Linked DNA regions of Homo sapiens: region 1 is linked to region 2. The links are chromatin loops, found by intact Hi-C in ENCODE. Cell type or tissue: mammary epithelial cell. All regions are shown on one strand. Each heading gives the region's core, and the rest is flanking DNA. Links, peaks and the distances in the headings are about the cores only.

Region 1 (5,000 bases), core at 1-5,000, 240 kb after region 2:
ATAAAATACCATCAGGAAATTAACAAGTTATTATCCTCAGTTTTCCTTCCACGAGAGGTAGCAGTGATGCATTGTAGGACATCAGAAGGGAGCAGATGAAGTAGCCTAAGGAAACAAGTTAGCTGATGAGGCAGCCAAGTCAGCAGCAAGTCAGCCTCAGGGCCTCAATGCACCTGAAGCCCCCTCTAATCTGGGAAGGCTCCATAAGAGAAATTAAGTCTCAGTACTCCCCTGCAGAGGCAGAGTGGGCCACTTCTCAAGGGTATACTTTTCAGCTCTCAGGATGGCTACAGTAAGAGGACGGCAAACTCCACTTGCCAGCCTCCCGCCAGTGGAAAGTCCTTAAGATCCTTCATCAAGCTTTTCACTTGGGAAAGGATAAAACTTATCAGTGTGCCCAGAGATTTTTCAGGAGAGAACTTAATAACAGTCAAGCAGCTTGTTAGTGCTTGTGAAGTCTGTCTTAAAAATAATCCCTTTGGCTGGGCACGGTGGCTCACACCTGTAATCCCAGCACTTTGGCGGGTGGATCACTTGACATCAGGAGTTCGAGACCAGCCTGGCCAACATTGCAAAACCCCATCTCTACTAATAATACAAAGAAATTAACCAGATGTGGTGGTGCACGCCTGTAATCCCGGTTACTTGGGAGGCTGAGGCACGATAATTGCTTTAACACAGGAGGTGGAGGTTGCAGTGAGCTGAGATCACACCACTACACTGAAGCCTGAGCAACAGAGTGAAACTGTGTCTCAAAATAATAATAATCCCCTTAACAGGCATCTCCTTCCTCCTCAAACCTAAAGGATGGGAAGCCATCCAGGGAAGGACTGGCAGATAGACTTCACCCACGTGCCAAAGAAGAAGGACATCCAATACATCCTGGTATGGGTAGATACTTTCACTAACTGGATAGAAGCATTTCCATGCTGTACAGAAAAGGCCTCCAAGGTAATAAAAGTGTTTGTTACTTAATGAAATAACTCCCCACTTTAGTCTACCTAAGTGCCTTCAAGGTCACAATGGCCCCTTGCTTAAGACAGCTGTCACATAAGGGGTCACAAAGGCACTAGGCATACAGTATCATCTCCATTGTGCTTGGAGACCCCAGTCCTCAGGAAAGGTAGAGAAGACAAACGATATTATCAAAAGACATCTCAGAAAACTGTTCCAAGAAACTAACCTTCCTTGGGTCACTCTTCTTCCCATGGCTTTACTGTGGGTAAGAAATACCCCTTCAAAGTTAGGTCTGACCCCGTTTTAAATGCTGTATTAACAGCCTTTCCTTACAAGTGACTTTCTATTAGACCAAGACACCTCTAAATTGGTTAAGCATGTAACCTCCCTAGCTCACTTCCAACAGGAATTAACACAACTAGCAGAAGCCCAACCCCCCAAAATAGGACCATCATTATTTAACCCAGGATATGTGGTATTAATAAAGACTCTGCCCTCTGTCTCCCTACCTAAGCCCAAGTTAGGAAGGGCCCTACACTGTTCTTTCAACCCCTCAGCGATAAAAGTCACAGGAATGGACTCCTGGATGCATCACTCAAGTCAAAGCCTGGAAACCTGAGAGAGAGAGCAACCCCAGACAGCCCAGAGGAATGTCCTGGATATCCATGTGAAGAAATAGGAGATCTTAAGCTGAAAATCATAAAAGATAAGTAAATGAGTAAGGGCTATTCATCCTACTCAGTCCCACTCCTACCTTATCAGATACTTTCAGTTATTTCTACTTTTCCTCTCGAGATTCGCTGTGAGATACTAGAACTTCTTTTTGATGCATACTTGTGGGAAGATTTTGATTATCCATGAGATTACAGTTGTAACTTCATAGACTCCCAAAGGGAAATTCTTGGTGAGTAAAATTTAAGATGGAAATTATCTACTACACCACCCTTGTGTAAATTGTTATACTTACTCTGCTATTTGCAGTAGGACTATATACTGTGGTACCTGCAATGTAGAATTCTGGATGGAATATTCTAATTGCTGTAATATTCTGCCTAATTTTTACAACAGGATTAATAATTACAGGAAAGATTTAGCCAAGGTTAACACTAAAGTTACTCTAGCCACCCAATAATGTGTTCCTCCCAATCACATCACAAGTCATAAAAGATAGCCCAGGCCTACAATTATCTTCTAATGGCAAGTCAAGGGGGAATATATGTTTTTTTTCAAAGAAAAATGTTGCTTTTATATTACACTTCTGGTAAAGTACAGCGACATCTGGTGGAGGCAACTAGTATTACAACCCATCAAATGGCTATCAGGTATCAAACTCTACTGTCATGGTTATAGCCTATAGTACTCCCACTAATAATGGGATTCTTTTTTTTTATTTTTTATTTTATTATACTTTAAGTTTTAGGGTACATGTGCACATTGTGCAGGTTAGTTACATATGTATACATGTGCCATGCTGGTGCGCTGCACCCACTAACTTGTCATCTAGCATTAGGTATATCTCCCGATGCTATCCCTCCCCCCTCCCCCCACCCCACAACAGTCCCCAGAGTGTGATATTCCCCTTCCTGTGTCCATGTGATCTCATTGTTCAATTCCCACCTATGAGTGAGAATATGCGGTGTTTGGTTTTCTGTTCTTGCGATAGTTTACTGAGAATGATGATTTCCAATTTCATCCATGTCCCTACAAAGGACATGAACTCATCATTTTTTATGGCTGCATAGTATTCTATGGTGTTTATGTGCCACATTTTCTTAATCCAGTCTATCATTGTTGGACATTTGGGTTGGTTCCAAGTCTTTGCTATTGTGAATAATGCTGCAATAAACATACGTGTGCATGTGTCTTTATAGCAGCATGATTTATAATCCTTTGGGTATATACCCAGTAATGGGATGGCTGGGTCAAATGGTATTTCCAGTTCTAGATCCCTGAGGAATCACCACACTGACTTCCACAATGGTTGAACTAGTTTACAGTCCCACCAACAGTGTAAAAGTGTTCCTATTTCTCCACATCCTCTCCAGCACCTGTTGTTTCCTGACTTTTTAATGATTGCCATTCTAACTGGTATGAGATGGTATCTCATTGTGGTTTTGATTTGCATTTCTCTGATGGCCAGTGATGATGAGCATTTTTTCATGTGTTTTTTGGCTGCATAAATGTCTTCTTTTGAGAAGTGTCTGTTCATATCCTTTGCCCACTTTTTGATGGGGTTGTTTGTTTTTTTCTTGTAAATTTGTTTGAGTTCATTGTAGATTCTGGATATTAGCCCTTTGTCAGAGGAGTAGGTTGTGAAAATTTTCTCCCATTTTGTAGGTTGCCTGTTCACTCTGATGGTAGTTTCTTTTGCTGTGCAGAAGCTCTTTAGTTTAATCAGATCCCATTTGTCAGTTTTGGCTTTTGTTGCCATTGCTTTTGGTGTTTTAGACATGAAGTCCTTGCCCCTGCCTGTGTCCTGAATGGTAATGCCTAGGTTTTCTTCTAGGGTTTTTATGGTTTTAGGTCTAACGTTTAAGTCTTTAATCCATCTTGAATTGATTTTTGTATAAGGTGTAAGGAAGGGATCCAGTTTCAGCTTTCTACATATGGCTAGCCAGTTTTCCCAGCACCATTTATTAAATAGGGAATCCTTTCCCCATTGCTTGTTTTTCTCAGGTTTGTCAAAGATCAGATAGTTGTAGATATGCGGCATTATTTCTGAGGGCTCTGTTCTGTTCCATTGGTCTATATCTCTGTTTTGGTACCAGTACCATGCTGTTTTGGTTACTGTAGCCTTATAGTATAGTTTGAAGTCAGGTAGTGTGATGCCTCCAGCTTTGTTCTTTTGGCTTAGGATTGACTTGGCGATGTGGGTTCTTTTTTGGTTCCATATGAACTTTAAAGTAGTTTTTTCCAATTCTGTGAAGAAAGTCATTGGTAGCTTGATGGGGATGGCATTGAATCTGTAAATTACCTTGGGCAGTATGGCCATTTTCACGATATTGATTCTTCCTACCCATGAGCATGGAATGTTCTTCCATTTGTTTGTATCCTCTTTTATTTCCTTGAGCAGTGGTTTGTAGTTCTCCTTGGAGAGGTCCTTCACATCCCTTGTAAGTTGGATTCCTAGGTATTTTATTCTCTTTGAAGCAATTGTGAATGGGAGTTCACTCATGATTTGGCTCTCTGTTTGTCTGTTGTTGGTGTATAAGAATGCTTGTGATTTTTGTACATTGACTTTGTATCCTGAGACTTTGCTGAAGTTGCTTATCAGCTTAAGGAGATTTTGGGCTGAGACAATGGGGTTTTCTAGATATACAATTATGTTGTCTGCAAAGAGGGACAATTTGACTTCCTCTTTTCCTAATTGAATACCCTTTATTTCCTTCTCCTGCCTAATTGCCCTGGCCAGAACTTCCAACACTGTGTTGAATAGGAGTGGTGAGAGAGGGCATCCCTGTCTTGTGCCAGTTTTCAAAGGGAATGCTTCCAGTTTCTGCCCATTCAGTATGATATTGGCTGTGGGTTTGTCATAGATAGCTCTTATTATTTTGAAATACGTCCCATCAATACCTAATTTACTGAGAGTTTTTAGCATGGAGGGTTGTTGAATTTTGTCAAAGGCTTTTTCTGCATCTGTTGAGATAATCATGTGGTTTTTGTCTTTGGCTCTGTTTATATGCTGGATTACATTTATTGATTTGCGTATATTGAACCAGCCTTGCATCCCAGGGATGAAGCCCACTTGATCATGGTGGATAAGCTTTTTGATGTGCTGCTGGATTCGTTTTGTCAGTATTTTATTGAGGATTTTTGCATCAATGTTCATCAAAGATATGGGTCTAAAATTCTCTTTTTTTGCTGTGTCTCTGCCTGGCTTTGGTATCAGAATGATGCTGGCCTCATAAAATGAGTTAGGGAGGATTCCCTCTTTTTCTATTGATTGGAATAGTTTCAGAAGGAATGGTACTAGTTCCTCCTTGTACCTCTGGTAGAATTCGGCTGTGAATCCATCTGGTCCTGGACTCTTTTTGGTTGGTAAG
Region 2 (8,366 bases), core at 1,574-6,573:
GAACCTACTGAGCTATCAAAGGACAAACTTGTAAGATTCTGAAACTTGTAAGATTCTGCTTTTTCCAGAAACTACTCTAAGAGGAATTGAAAATGGTAAGAGAGGCTTCCGAAAAAAGGATATTAGCTCAACTATACAAGTGAGTGAAAAAAAAACAAATTATATATACAGTTGACAGTAATGCAAAAGAAATGAACAGACCCAAGAAATAGTAGCAGGAAGCTGAATCTGTGATAAAGGTGTAGCATCTTTGACACTTCTGTGGATTTAGATTCTACCATTCATGCTATGTGTTTAGAATTACAGCCTGTGATATCCTGTGAGAGGTACAATGTCCTTCCGTGGGTTTTAGTGGCTCTTTAGAATGGGTAGGAGTAAGACACGTGAGCATCCCAGAGAGGCAAATGCTGTATTTTCATTCCATTGTCATTTATCAAAATGCTTTGGCCAAGGCTGCTGAAAGGAACAACTCCATGTAGACACATGGGAAAATAATTAGGAAGTAAATGTAGGAATAGGTGCTAATTGGAACAGTCTTCCCTATTTCCAATCAGTAAAAGACCTTGGGAAGATTTTGGAAAGGTCTTTGAAGCTATCAACTAGATACTCTAGTATTAGTAAAGGAGTCAGTTCTAAGTTAAGGAATGACTATGGTTGGTTGAGCACTCATTATATCCTTCTGAAATATTCCCTATAGTTCTGATCTGTAGCCTACAAAAATAATACTGTTGGGTGATTAGAAATGTGAGTGGGGTTATTTAGTTTTGAAAGGAATGTGAAGAAATGCAATAGAGGTACACAGCCTATAATAACAGATGATATAGAGCAGAAGCTCTTAGATTTTTTTCCTCTGGCAAAGATAATTTTTGGCATCTGACTAAATTTATAAACCTCTGACATTTTATTCTTAAATTTCATCTTTGTATCAAAGCCAGTGGGATTTTATTTTCAACCTTTACACAGTCTTTAACTTATTATTGCTTTATTTCTGTTACACTGAATATGTCATATTAGTTCAATATGCTGTCTTCAGCCAGAAGTTAGAAAAGGAACAGCAGGAGTAGAGAAAATACAAGAACTTTGGAGTCAGGCAGACCTGGGTTTAAATTTTACCTTGACCACTTATTGTGTGACTTTAAGCAGATTAGTTAACTTGTTTAATTCCTTGTTTTTGCATCTCTAAAATGGGGATTTTTATCACAGATGGTATAGGCTTTTTATGAACATGAAATAAGATGATGTGTCAGAAGTGCCAAGACAGTGCTTGGTACATGGTTTTCTTTTGTTTTGTCTTGTCTTTTTTTTTTTTTTTTTTTTGAGACGGAGTCTTGCTCTGTCGCCCAGGCTGGAGTGCAGTGGTGCGATGCGATCTCGGCTCACTGCAACCTCCGTCTCCCGGGTTCAAGCGATTCTCTGCCTCAGCCTCCTGAGTAGCCAGGATTACAGGTGCCTACTACCACGCCCAGCTAATTTTTGTATTTTTAGTAGAGATGGGGTTTCACCATGTTGGCCACGCTGGTCTTGAACTCCTGACCCCGTGATCCACCCGCCTCGGCCTCTCAAAGTGCTGGAATTACAGGCGTGAGCCACTGCGCCCGTCCTGTTTTTTTCTTTTACCTGTGTCTGGAAACAAGTTCAGATAGTTTTCTTATTACTCACTCTACTCTTCCTGCTGAGGTGCCCATACTTGCAAGTACCTTCAATTTTTTCAGAAAATTCCCCTCCACTTCTGTTTGTAACTTTCTACCCAAGGGACTGTTCCTTTCTCTTTTACCCCTGCGGGGTCATAAGCACCTGTAGTACTATATACTCTCTTTTTAAAGCAAAAAAAAAGGCCAGACCCAGAAAGAAATAACATTAAGAATAACATCTACATTGCTAGGAGAAATGTAGTTTTAACTGATATAGTTAAGTCTTTGCTAATATTTTCAGTCCTTGCAAGTTGCTTATGGAGAATGTTAAGCAAATGATCCCCATTTTTAGGTAAAGGTAGGTATTTTTAAAAAATAGTCCTAGGAAGCTGTGAATGGTTTCCAGGAATTCTAATTACCTGTCTCTGCCAGAGAACTCTTTGACACACTGGATCTCTGAAATTAGTTTCATTGCAGTTTTTATTCTGTCCCAACAAAGGTTGCTTTCCTGGAATAAGTGATATTTCATTACTTACCTTTTGCTTGAAGAGCTGCAGATTGGCTACAAATCTGTTTAAAATACACCAGTGCATTGGACATTCTTTATGTCTGTGTCAGTAAAAATGTATTGAGTGGGGATGTTTGGCTTGGTAAAGACTAAGGCAGACAGACATATATTCTAGTACATGAATGGCGGCACGTTTAAACAAAGCAGTAGATATTTACAATTTTAAAAGTCAGATAAAAATAGAAGTTTTATGATAGATGATAATCTCTACTCTCTGGCTCATCTAATTTGACTGATGCTTCTTTTGTCAACTTTCTCCCATCTGCCTTCCACCTTCCATGGATTTGTTGAAATTTCTTAATCATTAAGGACTCTTGACTCTACTATTCTCTTCCCTGTTTGGGGGAGTTATAATGTTTTACTCATTTATTATCAACAGTGTTTCTCTCAGGGAGTGTGTGGAAGGAAGAGAGAGATATATGTTGTCTTCCTTGACCTGGATGTTCCTCATCCCAAATTTAGTTCAGAAAGTGGTGGTTTTCCTTTATTTAAGTAAATACACACACACACACACACACACACACACACACACACACACACACACACACACACACAGTTACTCTATGTTTATGCCAGGGAAATCGTGGTGTCTCTGCCTTTTTGGAGCTTAGAGTCTAGAGTGGGGATCTAGATAAACATTTGCCTACAGTGCTGTGAGAGAGGTCTTAGAGGGTGTCACTAGGATTGTTTTCTTTGGTTAAGTCAACTGGTTTCAGAACTGGAAATAGAATAAGAACGCCTAAGTTTATTACTGTGAGTCTCAAAATTCCTTTGGCTTCCTCATTGCCTAAATTTTCCTCCTCCCATTATAACACATCTACCATTGTGGCCCAGCTTTCTTCATAGCTGTTCCTTCAGAACAATGGAGGCTTGCTTCTGGGGTTTGACTTTTCTCTTGCCTGAGCTCCCATCATGTTCTAGCCTCCCAGAGCTGGCTAATAGCCGGACCGCTTTCCTTTTATGTTTCTCTCTCTTGTTTCCCAGAGCTTATAAAGTTTTTGGGGCCCATTTTATACTTAAAGTGTGTAATTTATTGTTCTTTCTGGCTCTTGTTCTGCTTCACCTCTTTAGGCCATTTGGCCTTGAACTCTTCACTGTCATAATTTTTAACACTGACCTAATCAGTTGGGAGAATTTCAGATCCAAGACTTGTGTTAAGAATTTGAATACAGCCAGGAGATTCAGGGAGCAGGTGAGGCTAAGTCGCTACCCGGTCCCCTGACCAGCACTTTCTTTGTGGTGATTGAGTAATAGGTCAGTTGAGGATTTTTACTTCCCCTCTCATGGGCTGTTTACTAAGACCACCAATTCTGCAATTGTTGAGAAATGATGGGATCCCTCTGGTGGTGCTCATTTCTTGGGTGATGCCACTTCCACAGCAGTATTTTTTTCCTAAAAGTGTTCTTTCCTGTTAACCTCACTGTAGCAGAACAAACCTTATCAGTGAAGCAGTCACTAGAAATATGCAAAATATTAAGTAGGTCCTAGTTGTCAGAGCTTAAATAATGATAATTGTTTAAAAGATGACTTCACCCACCTCCAAGTTTATACTGTTAACATCAGCTGGAAATTTTCAGTCTAAGAAACATCTCAGGTGATTAAAAGTAACCCTTAGGTCACAGTGAAAGACTCTGGCATGGAACATTTGTTATAACCTGAGGATTATCTCCACATAGATCTTGAGAGATAATGTCTTGTCCTCAATGGTAAGGCGGCATGGGATAGTTGGAATAGCAAGGCTGTAGAATTGGATTGACTTAGGCTTAAAACCTCCTGTCTCAGTTATAAGCTGTGTGACCTTGGCAAGTTTAGGAACCCCTCTGAACCTCTATTTACTGTAATGTGCAAATAAGAAAATCTGTCTCTTAGAGTTGTTGTAAGAATAAAGTGAAATACATGGCATATGAAAGGCGATAAGTGGATATTTGTAAACCAACTTCATAACCTGACTAGCTATAAAAGAAAATATTTAGCTAAGATACTTCCGGCTGTAATAATTCTTGATTCTCTGATTTTATTTGTATAAAATTAATAAAATATGTATTTTAAAGATAACTATATAACTACAGAGTTCTTGGTTGTCATGAATTACTGCTTGCTAAATCCCCTTTGCTGGACATGTCAATTTAGAGAACCAATGGAGAAGGCTTTATACCAGATAGTGCTTGTAGTTCTCTGATCTAAGTCCGTTTCATTATTTCAGTCTTTCCAGACTCTCCTGGGGCTTATGAAGCTGAGTCACCATCCCCACCTCCTCCTCCGTCTCCACCTCTTGAACCAGTGCCAAAGACTGAGCCTGAACCTCCTTCTGTCAAGGTAAAATTATACTGGGATTCTTGCATGTCCATGCATCCTTTGTGTCTTAAGGACCTACAACCACTATGCTAAATTAGTTCCCTTGCTGTATACTTCACAAATGCCAGTAGATGGCTCTTGTCTCATTCTGCTGTCCTACAGGTTGTACAGAATGGGCGTTCCCTCCATTCTTACCTGAAGGGAGATTTTGCTAGTGGGTATAGTCTCAGGAACGTTGCAGAGGTGGAACCTGGGAGCTGTTCTGTTTTCATGACCTTCAGCATCTCTGCTGTGCTGTACAGCTCCTGTTAGAATGGTGTAAAAAGAGATCCCCCCTGCATCAGAGCAACACGTGAAAGACAGAGGGGAACAAACAACTTAACACACGTTTGTTGCTCTTCAGAAGCAATTCTGGAAAAGGGCTGGATGGGAAAACTGTCAACCAAAGGGGAAATATAGCTTTGAACGCTCTTCAGCTGCATCTTATCTACACCTATTAGTGTAGATAATGAAGAGTTGAAAAAATAGTCGCTGACAATTTTTTTTTCCTTTGTGGCTGTTAGTTTTTCTTAATTCATTGTGTTAAGACCATCATTTAAATCTTACGCTGATTTCCTCATTAGCTGAAGAGAAAATGGGACGAAAGAGACCAGTGGAGATAAAAGGAAGTTGATACTAGTAATACCTATTTTGAGACTAAATTAGATAGCTATAATGTTGAAGTGTCAAGGCTGGCCAGGCGTGTTGGCTCACACCTGTAATCCCAGCACTTTGGAAGGCTGAGGTGGGCAGAATGCCTGAGTCCAGGAGTTTGAGACCTGGGCAACACAGGGAGACTTTGTCTCTACTTTAAAAATATCTGGGCATGGTGGCACATGCCTTTTAGTTTCAGCTACTTGGGAGGCTGAGGTAGGATGATCATTTGAGCCCAGGAGTTGGACTGTTGCAGTGAGTTATGATTGCACTTCTGCATTCCAGCCTGGGCAACAGAGCCAGAACTTGTCTCTAAAAAACAAACAAACAAAAAAAGAAGACAAGAAATGTGAAGGCTGACATAGCAAGTATCTACAGCAAGGGCATATGCCACAGAAATCCCTGGTGTGGTTTAGGGGCCATCCCTGTGTACTCCCATAATATCTGTCTCAGCCCTCACTACACTGTATTGCAGTGGTCTGCTTTCCTTCTCTCTCTCCTCCACTAAGGTCCTTATCCTATATGTCTTTTTAACCATGCTGCCTGCACTACCCAACAATAGTTTATTGACTGAATGAACAGAACACAGTTCTTTCTTCAGCATGCTACTTTCCTTCTTATGAACAATGAAGTATCAAGCCTGTGTATATAGTGGGCGTAACTTGTCTGTGTGATGGGGTTGGTTCTCTAAAACTAATGTAGAGTTTCTCTTTCAACTTTTTATCATAATGGAGTATTGGAGAGTGATTAGTATAGATTTAAAAGCTTTTGTTATTTTTCTGTATAACATAATTGATCCAGCTTAACATTGTATCCTCTGACCTTTTAGAGCTCAAGTGGAGAAAACAAAAGAAAACGAAAACGCGTACTAAAATCTAAAACTTACCTGGATGGGGAAGGCTGCATAGGTAAGACAAATATTTGGCTCCAAATCCAGAGATAGAATCTCTTATTACCACAGAGGCACCATAATCCCTTTTAGAACAGGTACATCTCAAACTTTAATTTACATGTGAATCATGCCCAAGTGGTACTGATGCTGTTTGTCTATGGCATACACTTTGTGTAGCAGAGTGTAAGTCAGAACACCTAGGTTCTTGTTTAGGTCATAGACTATAAAAATAAGCACTGAGATCTTGGCTAAAAGTTATGTCGTCCCTGGTGAAGAGTTTCTTATCTATGGAATATCTATTTTGCCTAAATGTGCAGTTATGAAGATTCAGGTGGCATAAATATATCCAAAAACAAGATGGAAACCACAGTATGGGCTTAAGATGTTATCATAGACATTGAGAAGCTTTTTTTTTTCTAGAATATTTGTTTTTATAAATTTGAACAGTGGAAAAGAAGCTACAGATGATTAGACTGTAATCAAGAGTCATCTTTGGTATTTGGTTCCATTTGTTCTTCAGAAGGGTATGACTCATCGAGATTGCTTCCTTTATGTTTCCTATTTGTAAGCCATGTTAGGTAAAAGCATGTGCTTGTTATGAAGGCCTAGGGAGGAATTAGAGTTCAGGCTTTGAGTCATTGGCTAGTTCTTCAGCCATGTTTTAGCTTCTTCTACCCTTTCCATAATCACACTAGACTTCTGTGGAGCTTTTAAGATTTAGCACTTGAGGTTTGATGGGATGCTCAGATCCTGGTACTGTATTTTTGTGTTTGAAAAGAGTTGTGGGTTTAGGCTCTTACCTTTGTTAGTTGGATAGCCCATGGTTGTCATTTTGCCTTTTGTGGCACCTGCTACAGCTTGGATCTTCAGAGAAGATTATTTTCCCTGTTACTGATTTTTTTTTTTCCTAGTTCAGACTTGTTTTGAAAAGATTGGCTCTGAAGAATCAACCTTTCCAGGTTCTTAAAACTAGTGAAGACATTTTGTCATCTGTGCTCCCTGTCCCACTATTCCCCACCTCCCAGTCCTCTGAAAAGGCCTCTGCCATTTTAATTGTAACATGTGATTGGGGAGTAAAATTCTTTACGTGTGGAAATTCTGTCTTTTCAGTGCCAAATTTCTTGTGAACCTGTGAATTCTGGACTTTGAATGGGTTTTTTTTTTTCTTTTTCTTCCTTTTTTTTTTTTTTTTGGCTTTCAGTCTTTTAATAGTTGCCATTTTCAAGCCTCTTGGTTTGGCCATGGGTGATAATATATGTGTTTACTGTTGAATTTCTTAATTCAACAGTGCATTTTTTAAATTTAAGAGGACAAAAACATTGGTGCCAGTTTTTTCCTCCTCTTTCTGCCCCAAAAGAAAAAAGTCAAACGTCTTTGTGAGAGTGAGAGTTCATTGGGAATTTGTGGGTAATTATTTATTGCTTTGTTTAAAATATAGTACTCGAGTTTTGGCCAGGTGTGTGATGTGGACTTTTTTGCACTCCTGTCTCCAGACAGGACTGTTAAGAGCCTTGGATGCAGCAGTGAAAACTGTGCTCACATTGCACTTTTTTTTTTTTTTTTAAAGGTTTTTGGTCCAAGCTCAACCTAATGAATCTTGGCTTTGGTTACCAACAAAGGAGTTCTGCTTTCCTCTCTCTGCTCAGACTGTTCCAAATGTACCAGCATAGGGGGCTTGCCCTGTCCTGTGCTGGATCAGATTTGTTCTATGGGTTTAGAAAGCTCATCTTTCTCTCTTTGTGACTTTGCAGCAGAAATTGGGTAGTTGGGCCCCTGAGATAAGTTTGGAGTAGACTTCTGGACAAGGGAATGGGTTTCTAAGAGCAAAGCAGTTAAGTGGAAAAGAAATCTGATGTTACCCACGAAAACCAGGTTTGTTTGCCTTTTTTTAATGGCAACCCAGAAAAGTGGCATGTTGTTCAGCTAAAATAAAGGCCCTATATTTTTAATGGAGACCTCCTTTTTTCTGGGGTTTGCGGTAGCTACAGCTTTGAATATAGAAATATTCCTTTTAGTTCTTACAGTATACTGAATATGCTGCTAAAGAAATTTTGTTGGTGCTGCCCTGACTGTTTTTTAACTCCCCTGAGCAATGTCTCACACAAAATTGGCAATGAGACAGCCATTGATTTCATTAATAAGTAATGAAATAATGAGCTAATTGATGCTGAAGTATAATGTAGACATGCTGCCATTTGAGTACAGAATATAGCTTATGAAGGAGCAAAGTCTTATACCACCAACTAGTAGAAAGTAATTTCCTTTCTGTATCTGTAGATGGCTCTTC

What was found. A loop is a pair of places that touch in the nucleus more often than their neighbours do. Peaks named below come from ENCODE experiments on the same cell type or tissue, not always from the same donor. Only the 100,000 strongest peaks of a DNase experiment are listed, where the experiment ranks them.
Region 1: a loop joins it to region 2, with 2.8 times the contacts of the local background. A loop is called at or near these places in 2 of 110 quality-filtered maps.

What each region holds. Positions count from the first base shown.
Region 1 is chr11:74,875,117-74,880,116 of GRCh38, forward strand. All of the region lies in intron 10 of XRRA1 (X-ray radiation resistance associated 1), which reads right to left. Among named protein-coding and RNA genes, the nearest start is that of XRRA1, 71 kb to the right of the region's middle. In mammary epithelial cell, for the core only: a CTCF peak has its summit at 2,238 (motif pointing left); no DNase peak of the experiment used is centred there.
Region 2 is chr11:74,630,181-74,638,546 of GRCh38, forward strand. It overlaps POLD3 (DNA polymerase delta 3, accessory subunit), which reads left to right. Exons shown (of 12, transcript NM_006591.3): 10 at 4,403-4,515; 11 at 6,017-6,095. Among named protein-coding and RNA genes, the nearest start is that of POLD3, 42 kb to the left of the region's middle. In mammary epithelial cell, for the core only: a CTCF peak has its summit at 4,634 (motif pointing right); DNase peaks (open chromatin) are centred at 1,661 and 4,501; H3K27ac peaks cover 1,469 bases.